Linked DNA regions of Homo sapiens: region 1 is linked to region 2. Evidence: chromatin loops called from intact Hi-C (ENCODE). Cell type or tissue: K562. All regions are shown on one strand.

Evidence for each region. A loop is a pair of places that touch in the nucleus more often than their neighbours do. Peaks named below come from ENCODE experiments on the same cell type or tissue, not always from the same donor. Only the 100,000 strongest peaks of a DNase experiment are listed, where the experiment ranks them.
Region 1: a loop joins it to region 2, with 3 times the contacts of the local background. A loop is called at or near these places in 5 of 110 quality-filtered maps.

What each region holds. Positions count from the first base shown.
Region 1 is chr12:117,681,082-117,689,081 of GRCh38, forward strand. All of the region lies in intron 4 of KSR2 (kinase suppressor of ras 2), which reads right to left. Among named protein-coding and RNA genes, the nearest start is that of KSR2, 280 kb to the right of the region's middle. In K562, no CTCF peak of the experiment used is centred here; a DNase peak (open chromatin) is centred at 4,660; H3K27me3 peaks cover 870 bases.
Region 2 is chr12:117,209,602-117,217,601 of GRCh38, forward strand. It overlaps NOS1 (nitric oxide synthase 1), which reads right to left. Exons shown (of 29, transcript NM_000620.5): 29 at 1-5,723. The coding sequence ends at 5,708. Among named protein-coding and RNA genes, the nearest start is that of FBXO21, 23 kb to the left of the region's middle. In K562, a CTCF peak has its summit at 3,159 (motif pointing right); a DNase peak (open chromatin) is centred at 3,200; H3K27me3 peaks cover 5,094 bases.

The DNA.
Region 1 (8,000 bases), 470 kb after region 2:
TAAGATGATGAAACCCTAACTCTACAAAAAATACAAAAATTAGCCAGGCATGGTAGTGCGCACCTGTAGTCCCAGCTACTAGGGAGGCTGAAGTGGGAGGATCACCTGAGCCCAGGAGGTGGAGGCTGCAGTGAGTCAAGATTGTGCCACTGCACTCCAGCCTAGGTGGCAAGGCCAGAACCCATCTCAAAAATAAATACATAAATAAATGACAATAATAAGAGCTTCTACATAGAGAATTAAAATCCAGTGATATGGTAGTGAGTAACTGGGTGGGAAGGCAGACCTGGCATTTTGGCTGAGACCTGAATGTCAAGGAGAAGCCAGATTTGAAAGATTTGAAGGAAGAAGGATCAGGCAGCCTGAGGCAGGGGGAATGTCGCGGAGTCCACAGAACTGGTGCAAAGCCAGGACAGGGAAACTCAGAGTAAGTGACGAGGAGAGGGGCAGAGGTGAAGTCGGGAGGCAGCAGGGCCAGATCACTGCAGGTCCTTGTTAGGAGGTAGGGTTTTATGCTGAGAACTTTGGGAAGCTGTTGGAGGACTTTAAGAAGGAAGATAACAGAATTGGATTCTGCTTTTAAAAGATCACTTTAAAGTCTTTAATCCACCTTGAGTTGATTTTTGTATAAGGTGTAAGGAAGGGGTCCAGTTTCAGTTTTCTGCGTATGGCTAGCCACTTCTCCCAGCACCATTTGCTAAATGGGGGAGAAATAGAAACACTTTTACACTACTGGCAGGAATGCAAATTAATTAAACCGTTGGGGAAGACAGTGTGGCAATTCCTCAAAGATCTAGAACCAGAAGTACCATTTGAACTAGCAATCTCATTAAAGGGTATATACCCAAAGGAATATAAATCATTCTATTATAAAGATATATGCACATGTATGTTCACTACAGCACTATTCACAATAGCAAAGACATGGAATCAACCCAAATGCCCATCAATGATAGACTGGATAAAGAAAATGTGGTACATATACAACGTGGAATACCATGCAGCCATAAAAAGAAATGAGATCATGTCCTTTGCAGGGACATGGACTGAGCTGGAAGCCATTATCCTCAGCAAACTAATGCAGGAACACAGAACCAAACACCACATGTTATCACTTATAAGTGGGAGCTGAACAATGAGAACATGTAGACACAGGGAAGGGAACAACACACACTGGGGCCTATTGCGGGGGCGGGGGGAGAGAGAACATTAGGAAAAATAGCTAATGCATGCTGGGCTTAATACCTAGGTGATGAGTTGATAGGTGCAGCAAACCACCATGGCACACATTTACCTATGTGACAAACCTGCATGTCCTGCACATGTACTTCAGTTTTTTTTGTTTTTTTTTTTGAGACGGAGTTTTGTTCTTGTTGCCCAGGCTGGAATGCAACGGCGCAATCTCGGCTCACCGCAACCTCTGCTTCCCAGGTTCAAGCTATTCTCCTGCCTCAGCCTCCCAAGTAACTGGGAATACAGGTGCGCACCACCACACCAGGGCTAATTTTTCATATTTTTAGTGAGACGGGGTTTCTCCATGTTGGTCAGGCTGGTCTCAAACTCCCGACCTCGGCTGACCCGCTGCCTCAGCCTCCCAAAGTGCTGGGACCACAGGTGTGAGCCACCGCGCCTGGCTGTATCTCAGAACTTAATATTAAAATTAAAAAGATCACTCTGCCAGATGTGTAGAAAGTTGACCAACAAGAATGGAACAAGAACGGCAGCAAGAATGGAATTGGGGGATCTGGAAAGGAGGGTGTTGGAGTCACCCAGGCAAGAGAGGATGGAGGATTGGAGCAGGGTGGAGGTCATGAGGTTGGAGGGAGGGGACTCAGCTCTCCCAGGACTTGCCAGCAGTTTCAGTGTGTTAGGGGTGAGAGGCAGAGGAGTCAGATGCCTCCTAAGTTGAAGCTTCAAATAGATGTACAGTCTAAGATGCAGGCACATATACGTATCAACACTTTCTAGAAAGACAGGCAAGGGGCAGTTGGCAGGTGAGGGGGCTGTGGATTTGGGGAGTAGATACTTCGTTACTTTTAGACTTGTCTCTACCATTTGAATTTAGTAACAGAAGCATTCCTTTATAAAAATAAAACACAATTTTTAGTTATATAGTAGTCATATATAAATAGTATATGACATATACTATTTTTTTTGCCTAGAATGTTTTCTTTTTATTTTTGTCAAAGGAAAAAAATTCTAGAAAACAGAGAAACAGACATTAAATAACAGAGTCAACTGTTATTTAATATTTTGATGATATTTCATTATTTTTTCAAGAAGTTACACATTGAAGATCAAATTTGAGTTGGATTTTTGTTTCCTAAATGGCTGCTATAAGTCAGCTGGTAACTGGTATCTTGGATTTAGTTGGCAAAAATGAAAATGTAGTTAGGTATAAATTCCTAGAAATTAAACACATATCCTATACCTACATAAATGTGTATATTATATGTCTATTGGAACATTTACACCTGAAAAATATGCAAGATGTTTGAAGAACAGCTAGATAGTGCTTATTTTAGAGATTAAACTTCGCTCAGTGACAAATCATCTCTTGATACCTAACAGACCTTCTACCAAGGCTAGATTTGAAGAACGAACAAAATGTCCCTTAAATACATATTCCCCTCTTGTCCACTAAGACACACTTCAGGTCTAGGGCAAGAGAGGAATAAAGAAAGGGAGAGGAAAGGAAAGATGTCCTGATGCAGAGGTTGCCAAATCTTTTCTGCAAAGGGCCAGAGAGGAAATACCTTCGGCTTTGCAAGTCACTTGCTCTCTACTAAAACTCTCCATTTCTGACTTTGTAGCAGAAACTCAGCTGCAGACAATGTGTAAGTGAACACGTATGACCATGTTCCGATAAAGCTATTTACAAAAATAGGCAATTGGCTGAACTTGGCCCCTGGGCTAGACAGTAGGTTGGGTAGTTTCCCAACCACTGTTCTAATAGGATCTAGACTTACCTGAAAGTTGGGAAGTGAAAACAAAACACTAAGAGTAGCCCCTGAATCCCACTTCCCATCACCTGGCTCCCCTAGAGCCCTCATCTCTGCCACTGGGACTTTATCTAGTGTCTCTCCTTTCCTCATCCTGACCCACCCCTCCTGGTATGGGTTAGGTCTTCTCCACCGCTCTGACCACAGTTTTGAGGTACACACTGATTTTTCTGATGACTTGATGAGTATGGGCCTCTCCCACTGGTTTGGGAGTGCTGGGAAGGCAGGGGTTGTGTTTAACTTCTTTCTGGCTCCCAGCACCCAGCACAAAGCCTGGCATATAGTAACAGCTCCATAAAAACAGTTTAACTAAACAAATACATGAAAATCCAAGTGTTTCCACTGTACTATTACATGAATGCTCACGGGCTTTCCATGGAAATGAGCAGGGAGGGGGTGGCACTCCAGTGGATCCAATTTTCCTCGATGCCATGAGAGAGGCAAGGCTGGCACCCACCCTCTATACATATTTCCAATAGGAGGCATTTACTGTGTAGAGTGGTTATGTGGGGTTTAGCTGGCAGGAGAGGTAAGTGCCTGTACCAGCCCACTTCGGGGAGGGAATTCCAATTCTCATACAAATGCCTATGTCAGCACCAAGTTCTCTCTGTGTCACATGCCAGGGGCCGGACACTGTGCTCATGACACATTATCTCATTTGGGGTTGGAGCAATTATGACTTCCATTTTGTAGTTAAGGTAACCGGCGTTCCCAATAATTAATGTATGCAGATCACAATTCAACACAGGCTGGAGTGTGATGGCAGTTCTGGCGGATTTCAAAGCTAGTTCCTCATCACTCTATTAATTCTACCGTAAGAGTTGATCGCATGTGTTCCCATTTTACAGAGGTACCTGTGCAAACAGGTTGTCAATTTCAGGGTTAGCCAAGGAGAATCAATCTTAGACTCGCAATCTGGGAGGGGAGGGGTAGGGGCTGGTCTCAGCCAGTTCTTTAACTGGACACTGACAATGCTGCCTCTGCCCCATGGAATAATCCAGAAGCCCATGGCTCCCTCTTCCAGTAGAGACCCACTGCACAGCACAGCCCAGCCTCCTCCACCATCCCCTGAGCTCATCCAGACAGCGACCCGGACTTTGCCTCTTAGGCCTGATCTGTGTTGGCGTCCAGGCCCGTTGATTTTCCTGCATCCCTGTGATTAGTGACTAATCTTATTTTTTTGTTCCCAAACCCATAAATCGGTTACAGACCAAATATTTACACAGGCCATCATTTCCGACTGAACCAGAGCTCGTGACAGCCCTCATTATTAAAAAGGATGACTGATTTTGGGCAGAGATTTCACGGCCATGTGGCTGGATGTTTTCTTTTAGGTTTCCTTCCTCCTCCCCTTGCCTGAAGAAAAGACAATTTCCAAGATAAATTGGCGCAGAGGTCTGCTCTCACTGTCTCCCCGGGGCTGATGGTGTGGGCAGGCTTCCATCAGCCCAGTAAGTGATGGGCCCCCAGAGAAATGGCCAGTGCTAGCTTCTGCCCGCATCTCCTGGCCTCCCTCTGGGGCCAAAGAGTGGAACAGGGAGTCATTTGACTCACAAACATTCCCGAAATCAGAGGCTGTAGAAGACAGCAGAGGGGAGGGGCCCAGAAGAGGAAATAGCTGCATCCCCACCTCCAGCCCATGTGACCCACAGGGCAGGGAGTGGTTTGGCCTGTCAGGTGCCCCACCCCCAACCCACCACCAGAGGCCACATGTTGAGTGGATAAGATCACTGGACAGAGAAGCAGGAGGATGAATTCCTGACCTAGCTCTGTCATTACCTAAGTTACCTTGGATTTTAATGCTGATTCCCCCCCTGTAAAAAGCAAAGATTTGCGGAAGGTCCCTTTATATCCCTTTTTGCTTCAGGTACCTTGGTCCTAATTATGACAGCTGCCATTCATTTCACCCTTCCTACATGCCTGGCTTTGTGCTAAGCATTTCAGAGGCATCAGCTCATTTTATTCCTTTTTTTTTCTTTTTTTGAAACAGGGTCTTGTTCTGTCATCCAGGCTGGAGTGCAGTGGTGTGATCACAGCTCAATGCAGCCTCAATCTCCAGGGTTCAAGCCATCCTCCTGTCTCAGTCTTCTCAGTAGCTGGGACCACAGGCACACACCACCACACCCAGCTAATTTTTTTTTTTTTTTTTTTTTTTTTTTTTTAGCAGAGATGAGGTCTTGCTATGTTGCCTAGGCTGGTCTTGAACTCCTGGGCTAAAGTGATCCTCCTGCCTTGGTCTTCCAAAGGGCTGGGATTACAGACATGAGCCACCATGCCTGGCCTCATTTTATTCTTTATGATGGGATCTGTCATTTGCAGATGAAGAAACAGAGGGTCAGAGAGGCTAGGCGACTTGTCTAAGGTCACACAGCATATAAGGGGCAGAGCCAGGATTTGAACCTGGTTCTGTCTGACCCCAAAGGTCTTAACCCTAAAATATATCACAGACTCCCTAGGACCTGGATTTGCTTGTAACACCTGGATAAAAAAGCTCATTGTCATCTGGATTCTCAACACTCCAGCATCTCCATAGGAAAGCACCCAGAGTCAGTGTTCTAAGCAAATGCATCATTGATCATTGTCTACTCAGGTGGTAAGCCCGTAAAGACCCTTCTCTGTGCAAGCAGGAGGTCAGCCAGAAATGTTTTACTCAAGGAAACTGATAGTTTTGCCACCTATGGGATATTTCACAGATGCTTCCTTTATCCTGGGAAAAAATAAACAGAGAGTGAATCCTTACAAACATGCCTAAATTGGAATATATTTCAATCTATGATTCTATGAGATCCACGCTGAAATCCACGCATCAGAGCCCGAGAGACAGACAACGAACAGTATCTACCAGTTCCTGAGGGCTTGGAGAGGACTCAGAAGATGCTGGGGCTGGCGGGCTGGCTGGCTGGGTGCCCAGGGCTAGTTGCTTAACCTCAGTGAGCTCTTAGCTTCCTCGCTTGTAAAATGAGGGGCTTAGAGCAACTCATCCTTAAAAGCTTATCCACCCTCAAAGCGGCGATTCTGTGATGCTGCTCCCTCTTTTCCAAGCTTCCAGCACGACCTTGGGCAGGTCAGAATCTGTGTGGTTTCAGGTCTTCTTATTTATACAACAGGATAACCTCTCCTGCCTCTTTGTCTGCCCCTTGCTTCTGTGGGGGCAAGTGAGTCAGTGTGAGCTCAGCAGAGAGTGCAATTAAACATCAGCAAGTATGATCCCACCAGTGTGGAATTTCTAATAATTCAGTCGTGGCTCTCCTACTGTGACTCCAGGAAACAAAGTCTGAATCTCTTTTTCCACGAGAGTTTGAAGAACTGTTGCCTGAAATTAGTGGGTTTCTTCAAAGCCAGGCTTTTGATGTGCTTTCAACTTTTGCATCCAGCATGAACTTGTTAGGGTAGAAAATTTGCTTATTTGGGATCAAACAGTATAGAGGGTGGGCTCGCTGCAAATTGTCACTTAACGTGTTCATCTATGTAATTATTCCTGCTCAGCCGGACTCAGGCATTTCAATATCTGAGCCAATAGCCTGTACTGCTGTCTTGCAGAGGACACTGGTTTTGTGACCGTCTAGCATTCACCCCACTCCACCTCGGGGAATTCTCTCTCCTACTCTGTGCACAACCTTATTGGGGGTGTCAACTAGGGTACACTGCCTTCCCCTAACTCACCAGGTGCCAATCAGACCAATCTGAGTCTCTCTTGGGAATATGAATCTTCAACAGCATGACACACGATGGAAAAAAATATTTGAAGCTCAATCTAGTAGTGGTCCCTCCCAAAATCAGCTGTCAAGTCATCCCTGCTACTTAGAGCCCAAAGACACCTGGGTCCTGCCCCTTTCTGAGCCTGGGTCTCCAGCTTTCCTGTCAATCCTGAGAGTTATCCCATAATATCCCAAACAAGTTCATTTTCAGCCTAAGTTAGATAGAGTTGGCTTCTGTTGTTTGCAACCAAAGATCTCGTCTCTAACGTATTCTGAAACCTTTAAAGCTGAATTCCCTTTTAAAAAAAAGTCTATTGGCCGGGTGTGGTGGCTCACGCCTGTAATCCCAGCACTTTGGGAGGCTGAGATGGGTGGATCACTTGAGGTCAGGAGTTCGATACCAGCCTGGCCAACATGGTAAAACCCCGTCTCTACGAAAAATACAAAAACTGGCCAGGAATGGTGGTGGGTGCCTGCAATCCCAGCTACTTGGGAGGCTGAGGCGGGAGAATCGCTTGAACCCGGGAGGCGGAGGTTGCAGTGAGCCATCACGCCACTGCACCCCGGCCTGGGTGACAGAGCAAGACCTTGTCTCAGAAAAAAAAAGTCTATAGCTCAATTTTTTCACTAAATCAGACTAAGTACCCGCAACTCAAAAGTTTCTCAAGTCCTTTGGGGTGGGGCCCACAAATCTGCATTTTATCATGCTTTCCAAAGATCATTTCAAGCTCCCCAGAACCACTCTCTGCATCATAATTCTACACCGATAACATCAGCCAGTGTCCAATTGGCAGGTTTGACATTGGCTGATGCTCTGAAGCAAAATACTTTTCACATGCTAGTGTCTGCTCAGGCCCTCCAAGAACCAGACTCTAAGGCCTGAAGGTTTAGTCCATAGAGGCTCGATCAGGTTTCGAGTGTGCCAGAAGCAAGAAGAAAATGTGCTGCCAAAGGACACTCTCCAGGATGGCCATAGGGATACAACTGCACACGCCATGAAGTCACTGCTGCTGTAAGTTTGGAGGACGACTCAGATTCCTCTGCCTTCCCCACTGGAAAAGCCCATAGTGTTTATGTCAAACTCTAGACACCCGGTCACAACTCATTTAGCAGATCTCCTTCTTTCCTTCCTTCTCTCCTGCCTCCTTTTTCCTTCCTTGCAAACGACACATGCATTACACACATAGTAGGTATTTTCATTGCAAAAGATTCACACATATAGTCAAATTTGGAAGTTCCTCCAACCCCCTTACTCTCACTGCCTGTCTCAGTGTAAACTCTTCCAACTCTTCTGTGACCA
Region 2 (8,000 bases):
TTTAGAACAAAACAAACTCATATAAACATACTAAGGCATATTGACAGCTGACCACCTCCCTCGCACATGGCTTTGATAAGTATTAATAGGAAACAGACTCTCGACAGACACTGCTTTCCACGGGTGAAAGTGTACCTGGGTCCTTACATTTGGGGAAGGGCAGCTTTTCTTTTGGGGCCCCTTTGCCACAAGGCAGGGACTGGCAGTGGGCCAAGGATAGGGAGTGTGAGATAAAGGGCAGAGGCCAGGCCAGGTTGGCCTCCAAAGTCAAATCCCTGTTCATGGGGAACATCTATGTTGACTCCCTGGGAGGCAGGCCCCTTCCCTCAGACCCTCAGACCTGTGTTTCCTTAATCCCAGCACCTGGTCTTTCATTTTAATTTTTTTTAGAGACAGGGTCTTGCTCTGTCACTCAGGCTGGAGTGCAGTGGTGCGATCCTAGCTCACTGTCGCCTCAAACTCCTGGGACCAAGTGATCCTCCTGCCTCAGCCTCCCAAGTAGCTGGGACCACAGGAGCATGCCATCATGCCCAGCTAATTTTTTTTTTTTTTTTTTTTTAGTAGAGACGAGATTGCGCTGTGTTGCCCAAGCTGGTCTCAAACTCCTGGCCCCAAGTGATCCTCCCACCTCAGTCTCCCAAAGTGCTATTACAGGCATGAACCACCATGCCTGGCCTACTTTTTGAGCCAAAGAGGACATTTGGATGCAGGAGACTATGAAGGTTGGGGACAGCCAGAGAGTATGAATGGGTTATAAAGGAAGACTAGTTAGTGTTTCTCTCTCCTTGTTGCTTCCTGGCAGTCTCAGACTACATTCCTGATACAGACAGAAGGCTTTGAGGACATGGTGGCCACAGCGGCATGCTGGGTATGTGGGGCAGCGGGTAGGGAAATATACAAGGAAACATGGCTGGTTTAAAACACAGGCTAGAAGTCCACAGATTTCCTAATGGCAAGAATGAAAAGGCTGCATTAGGCGCTGGTGCTGTCGGAGTGAAGGGGCTCAGGCATCTGGATTGCCCATCCTATTAGGACCATTTGCCCTATGAGCTAGGTCAGGACACCTCTCACTTGTTTTGAGCTTAGGGCAAGACCTGACCTCTTTCAAAGTCCAGAGCAGGCAGCTGCTGAAAGCGTGTTTGGTCAGAAGATTCTGTGTTCTTAGCCAATGTCTACTGGCTGGGGGTCAGTTTTCCCTCCGGGCATCTGGGCATGGCTGGACTTGGGAAGGATTCACCCTGTTGACTCCAGAGAAGCTGACTATCACATCAGCTCTGAAAACTCATCTTTTCCCTGAGCCTGCTCTTCAGAGACCTCTCTCTCAGCTAGGGGCAAGATGTTTTATTTTATTTTATTTTATTTTATTTTTTTTGAGATAAGAGTCTTGCTCTGTCACCCAGGCTGGAGTGCAGTGGTACAATCTTGGCTCACTGCAGCCTCCACCTCCTGGGCTCAAGCGATCCTCCTTCCTCAGCCTCCCAGGTAGCTGAGACTACAGGCGCATGCCACCATGCCCAGCTAATTTTTGTATTTTCTTAGTAGAGTCAGGGTTTCTACTAACTGGCTGACTGGTCTCCAACTCCTGACCTCAACTGATACACCCACCTCGGCCTCCCAAAGTGCTGGGATTACAGACATGAGCTACCGCGCCCAGCCTGCAAGATGCTTTAATTTCTCCTTTATTCTCACCCTCTACAATGGATGGGGTGCCAGGTACGCTGATTCAGTTCCTGGAGTCTCTTTATCACTACATCCGCCTCTTCCCTCACTCAAGCCTTGGTTGCAGCAATAACCCCCCCAACAGCTCAACGGGCCATGCTCTGTACTGTGGCCAGAACTTTCTTTTCCAAGTATAACTCCAATCGCCTTAATGTCCCTTTTTGAAAAACATTCTTAGGGACTCCCTGTTGCCTTCTGAATAAAGCCTAAATTTCTTGTAATGCCACTCACCTCTCCCCACGGTCTGGTCCCAGCCCACCTTTTCTCACCCTCCTCAGCCTTCCAAAGCCAGCCTCAATTTATCTTACATGCTCCCTGTCCGTGCCTTTCCTCTCACTCTTCCCAATTCCTGGACAACTCTTACCTTCCAGAAGCTACCAGTGAAATCCCGCCCATTTCTCAAACCCCAGAAATTTATGTCAGTTCCAAGACGGGTGTCTCTCTCCATCAGATTATAACCTTTGGCTGGGCGTGGTGGCTCATGCCTGTAATCCAGCACTTTGGGAGGCTGAGGTGCGTGGATCATTTGAGGTCAGGAATTCAAGACCAGCCTGGCCAACATGGTGAAACCCTGACTCTACTAAAAATACAAAACTTAGCTGGGCGTGGTGGTAGGCGCCTGTAGTCCCAGTTACTCAGGAGGCCGAGGCAGAAGAATCACTTGAACTGGGGGAGGCAGAGGATGCAGTGAGCTGAGATCGTACCACTGTACGCCAGCCTGGGTGACAGAGCAAGACTCTGTCAAAAAAAAAAATAGATTCTAACCTTCTGCACGAGAGGAACTGTGTTTTGCTTATCTCTGCAAACTGCCCGGTGCCTTCCACACACTGGAGAAGCAAGACATGTTATAAGTTAAGTGAAAAATTAAAATGCAGTAAGTTTTGAACCAGGTACTGTAACTGGGCATTTCGTGGGCATTGTCTCATTCAATCCACCTTGTTATACAGGTGGGTATGCAGACTCTAAAAGGTCAAGTGAGCCGCCCACAGCCATCTGCACCAACAGGGGCAGAATTAGGATTTGCACTCAGGTCGGCTCCCAAAATTCCATATTGATGGGTCTGAAGTGTCCCCCCGCAAAAGAAAGACACCTGGCTGTCTCACTCCAGGGAAACCAAAAGAAGCCCTCTCTCCTCCCAAGGAGTTTAACATCATCTCTCTGCTCTTTCACGACACAAGCTGTGGGAACTGGATGCATAGTGATGGCAGGTGAGCATGATGTTCCGGTGTTCCTATTTCAGGAGACGTCTCATTCCTCCTGGCCAAACTCACTTTTGTGAAATGGGGCTGGAGCTGCTACTGGTCAATTCAGGGGGAAGAGGGAAATAAATGGGCCATAACCCGAATAACCCCCAAATATCTTGTCAACCCTATTTTGCTTACCCATTGCTTAATTCTATTTTGCACTTAAACGGTTGGCTACGAGGCCTGGATGAAAAGCCACCACGAGAGGGCAGTATTTCCCCACCCTTGATCTGAGCCTAACAATCTGGACTCCACTCTGGTCCTTGAGAGGTTACTCAACAGAGAGAGAGGCTTTTGGTATCAGGAATTCTGGCAAATGAAAGAAACACATCAGATCGCTCTCCTGCCTTCTAGCCTGGAGTTGTGAAGCAGCTTGTGTTGGGGATTGAAAGGTGTTTACTTAAAAAAAAATCTTTCTGGAGAAGAAGGATGAATCCTGGTTTTATAATCATTTCTTTGGACTCCTTGACAAAATGAGACAATGTTTCCATCTGTCTGCTACTAGAAAGGCAGGCACATGCAGAAAGGAGGTGCCTGGCACCTTGTAAGCGCTTCTAAGTATTTATTCCCTGATGGAAAAGCATTCCTGCATAAAGCTTGACTTGGAGTGGGAAGCACTGATCAATTTGTCTTTAATGGGGATTGGACACAACAGTTTCCTTCCCTGGGGAATTGGGGAGGCGTCTCCAAAGCTATAAAGGATTGGAAAGAAAGCCTTTGGGAGGAAAGCTACTAGGAGCTGGAAATGGGTTTGCAGGAAAGGAGTTTAGAATGGGCTTCCCTTCAGGATTAGAAGGGGTGAGTGTGGGATGCTAAGTGTTTGTTCTTTATATCTGTGGAAGAGTGAGCAGGGGAAATTGGGATTAAAGGAAGGCAGGGGAGATTATAGCTGGCATGAAGTCAAGCTCCATGTGGCAGGAACAGGACACCGGTGGGGGCTGCCAGGGATGGCAGAGCAAGGTGAGTCATAGATTGCCTTTTCACTTTAACAGTCTCCTGGCCTGGGCCCTTTGGGGTCTTGGTGCCCCCACTGTAAAGCCCTTTCAAAGAGGGCCAGTGCACTTCCTCTTTAGCAGACACCCAAACTGAACAACAAGATATGCCCACGTACAGTATATAAAAGAAATGTGGTTTTTCTGTATAGCAAGACACAACAAACAGGGTAGAACCAGCAGAACATTCCCTTTCCATCCTTGGGGACCCTGCAGTCTGGGAGGCCACTAGGATTTCTTGTCTCTTTCTGGGAACTGCCTGACACTAATTTGTAGTATTTAAAAAAGTATACAAAGGGATCCCTTCCCACCATTTACTCTGAGAGAGTAAATTCAACAGGTTGCCTCTTAGGGAGGAATTACACCGGCTCCAATTCCTACCGAAGACTTGGCTGCCCATTTTTGATCTGAGTTGAGGGTAACTTATTTGTCAAAATTAATTTAACAGGTTTAAAACTTTGGAGATCAACTGCAGAGGGCAACAAGCCTGAGGGACAAGTTCTTCCCACCCCAAGTTGTGGCTCCTATCGAAGAAGCCACGTGGGACCTCATTATGGCAACTCTTTCCAACCTCATCCACTTTAACCAGCTTCCATTATTTCATCCCCAAGGGTGAAGCAGCAAGCCCGCTTTGGGGGAATAAAAAAATAATAATCATATTGTTACTTGATATTGTTTCCAGGCACCAAAGCTTTAACATTTAATCCATTCATATTCTTTAGGTTCGTATGACATTATGACTAGGAAAAACTGAGGACAAGTGACCCATCCAAAGTCATCCAGTGGCAAAGTGGGAAGATCCTTATTGCCACCAGGCTTCTTTGAACAACATAACTTCCAGGCCCCTTGGATGCTATTGCTGGAGGAGGGGGTCAGTCAATGGATGTGGCAAAGTCAAGTGATTCTAGCTGGTATGGGTGGGTTTGGGGAGGGGATTTGCACAATCCATTGGATGGGTTCATGTCACATGAGGGCTCTGCTCACTGGTATCAAAATCTAAATGCAGCAAATTCTGGGAATGCCTCTTTCATTGGGAGACAGCCCCTTTAATCAATTTCCCACTCCTCTCCCCATGCCCTGAACCCTTTCTAACTAGAACAATTATGGGGCTTCCAAATGTTTCAGGTACATGGGCGTGGACCCTAATTATGGACACACGAGGGATTAATATGGGCCAGGGACACGTTTCTTGGCATTGAGGGTCTTCAATGAAAGCAGTGGCAATCTAAGATCGACACACTTGTGCAGGGAAGAGGACGGACAGAGACCTGGCCCATCACACACACACACACACACACACACACACACACAGGCACGCACAACCAAAATGTCATCATAAAAAAGGAGAAAGGGGGACTTCAGTGGCTGAGGGACTGGCTCAGAGAGCTTGTGCCTAGTTCCTGCAGCCTTTCCAGGGGAACCCCAGAGAAAAAAACCCCCACAGCGACGGCCATGTTCCAGTGGTTTCATGCACCCGTGAGTTGCCCTTGTCGGCAAGAGAGGGAGTGGGAACAGAGTTTTGTAAGAGCCACTGCAGATTAGAAAAGCATTGCATCGCAGCAGGAAAACTCAAGGAGTAAACCCAGGAGGGCCGAGGAAACCACTGAGGGGCGAGAAGCCCGAGGAGGGAAACCAGGGCACAGCGACAAGGACAGGAGGCAGAGCGAGGGCCACAGGGGGTCCCAGAGGAAAGGTTCAGCAGTGTCTGTCCGCGCTTACAAAACTTGCAGCCGGCTGGGCAAGAGGGTCCAGTTAGGAGCTGAAAACCCTGTGGAAAGAGAAGTTGGGGGGCAGTTAGTGCCCCAAGGGCAAGGCTGCTGTTTCCTCTGAGTGCCCCAGAGAAAATCACCCATGCTCTGGGCTCAGGGGCTTTGTCTCTTTCTTTTTTTTTTTTTTTTGAGACGGAGTTTCGCTCTGTCACCCAGGCTGGAGTGCAGTGGCACGATCCCAGCTCACTGCAATCCCAGCAGGGTTCAAGCGATTCTCCTGCTTTAGCCTCCCAAGTAGCTGGGATTACAGGTGCCTGCCACCACGCCCGGCTAATTTTTGTATTTTTAGTAGAGATGGAGTTTCACCATGTTGGCCAGGCTGGTCTCAAACTCCTGACCTCAGGTGATCTGCCCGCCTCAGCCTCCCAAAGTGCTGGGATTGCAGGCGTGAGCCACTGCACCCGGCCCGTCTCTTTCATTTATTCTGTAGCCTTAGTGTCTTGGACAGGACCTGGCACCTAGCAGGGGCTTGTTTTGAAAGAATGAATGAATGAATGAATGCTCACAAGTACAACTGGCCAGGAAGAGAAACATTTAAAAGGACTTTTTTTTTTTTTTTTTTTTTTTTGAGACTGAGAGTCTCACTGTGTCGCCCAGGCTGAAGTGCAGTGACGTGATCTCGGCTGGCTGCAACCTCTGCCTCCTAGGTTCAAGCGATTCCTGTGTCTCAGCCTCCTGAGTAGCTGGGATTATAGGCACATGCTACCACACCTGGCTAACTTTTGTGTTTTTAGTAGAGACAGGGTTTTGCCATGTTGCCCAGGCTGGTCTTGAACACCTAGGCTCAAGTGATCCACCCATCTTTGCCTTCCAAGGTGCTGGGATTACAGGTGTGAGCCACTGGGCCCGTCAAAAGGGATTTTTTTTTTTTTTTTGAGACGGAGTCTTGTTCTGTCACCCAGGCTGGAGTGCAGTGGCGGGATCTTGGCTCACTGCAAGCTCCACCTCCCAGGTTCATGCCATTCTCCTGCCTCAGGCTCCCGAGTAGCTGGGACTACAGGCACCTGCCACGACGCTCGGCTAATTTTTTGTATTTTTAGTAGAGATGGGGTTTCACCGTGTTAGCCAGGATGGTCTTGATCTCCTGACCTCATGATCCACCGGCCTCAGCCTCCCGAAGTGCTGGGATTACAGGGGTGAGCCATCGCGCCCGGCCTTTTTTTTTCTCTTGAGATAGGGTCTTGCTCTGTTGCCTAGGCTGGGGTGCAGTGGTGCCATCATGGCTCACTGCAGTCTCGATCTCCCTGGGATCAGGCCATCCTCTTGCTTCAGCCTCCCAAGTAGCTGGGACCACAGGCGCGTGTCACCATGCCCTGCTAATTTTTAAATTATTTGTAGAGACAGGGTCTCCTTGCGTTGCCCAGGCTGATCTTGAACTCCTGGGCTCAAGCAATTCACCCACCTCAGCTTCCCAAAGTGCTGGGATTATAGGTGTGAGCCACCACACCTGGCCTTAAAGGCTTTTGACAACCCAGGGACTTGTGACCTTAAAGACAATGATATGAGTCTACTGGCCACGACAGTATGTTTTAGAGACTGCTGTGTCATCGTAAGGGGAAAACAAAGAAGATGCCAAATTCAAGAAATGAGTGTATGCCTTGTGTTGTTGAAAAAAGAGACAGCTGAGTCCCCACCCAATTTAAAGTAAAGGGCGTCCAGGGGTGCTTTCCAGGGGTTCTGTGGCAGGGACTGGGGCGGGGAGCACTGGGAAGTGAAATTACGATCAAGGTTGCCATGCCATAGAATTCAAGTAAGGTTTAAATCATGAGACCCGGGCACAGTCTTCTGGTGCCTCAGCCTGTTTCCAGCAATTTCTAGAGGTTCAGTGAAATTGTCAAAATCATGTGAATTATAATTTGTGTTGATGAAAAAGCCCCCAGCCATTTAGGGGATGAGAGAGCTGGTGGAAAGGACACAAAAACTGAGCGCCAGACCTCCACCTAGCTCCAGGGGCGATCCCATTCTTCTCCCCACTTTCCTAAATGAGCAGCGTTCAAACACTTTTGTAGAAGAAACCCTTGCCCTAAATCTGATGCTAAACCCCAGTAGGTAAAAAACAAACAAGACAGATACTTCTGGTAGAAATGTCACAACTCCGGCCATGTGCGGTGGCTCACACCTATAATTCCAGCACTTTGGGAGGCTGAGGTGGGCAGATCACTTGAGGTCAGGAGTTTGAGACCAGTCTGGCCAACATGGCGAAACCCCGTCTCTACTAAAAATACAAAACTTAGCCGGGTGTGGTGGTGCACGCCTGTAGTCCTAGCTACTTGGGA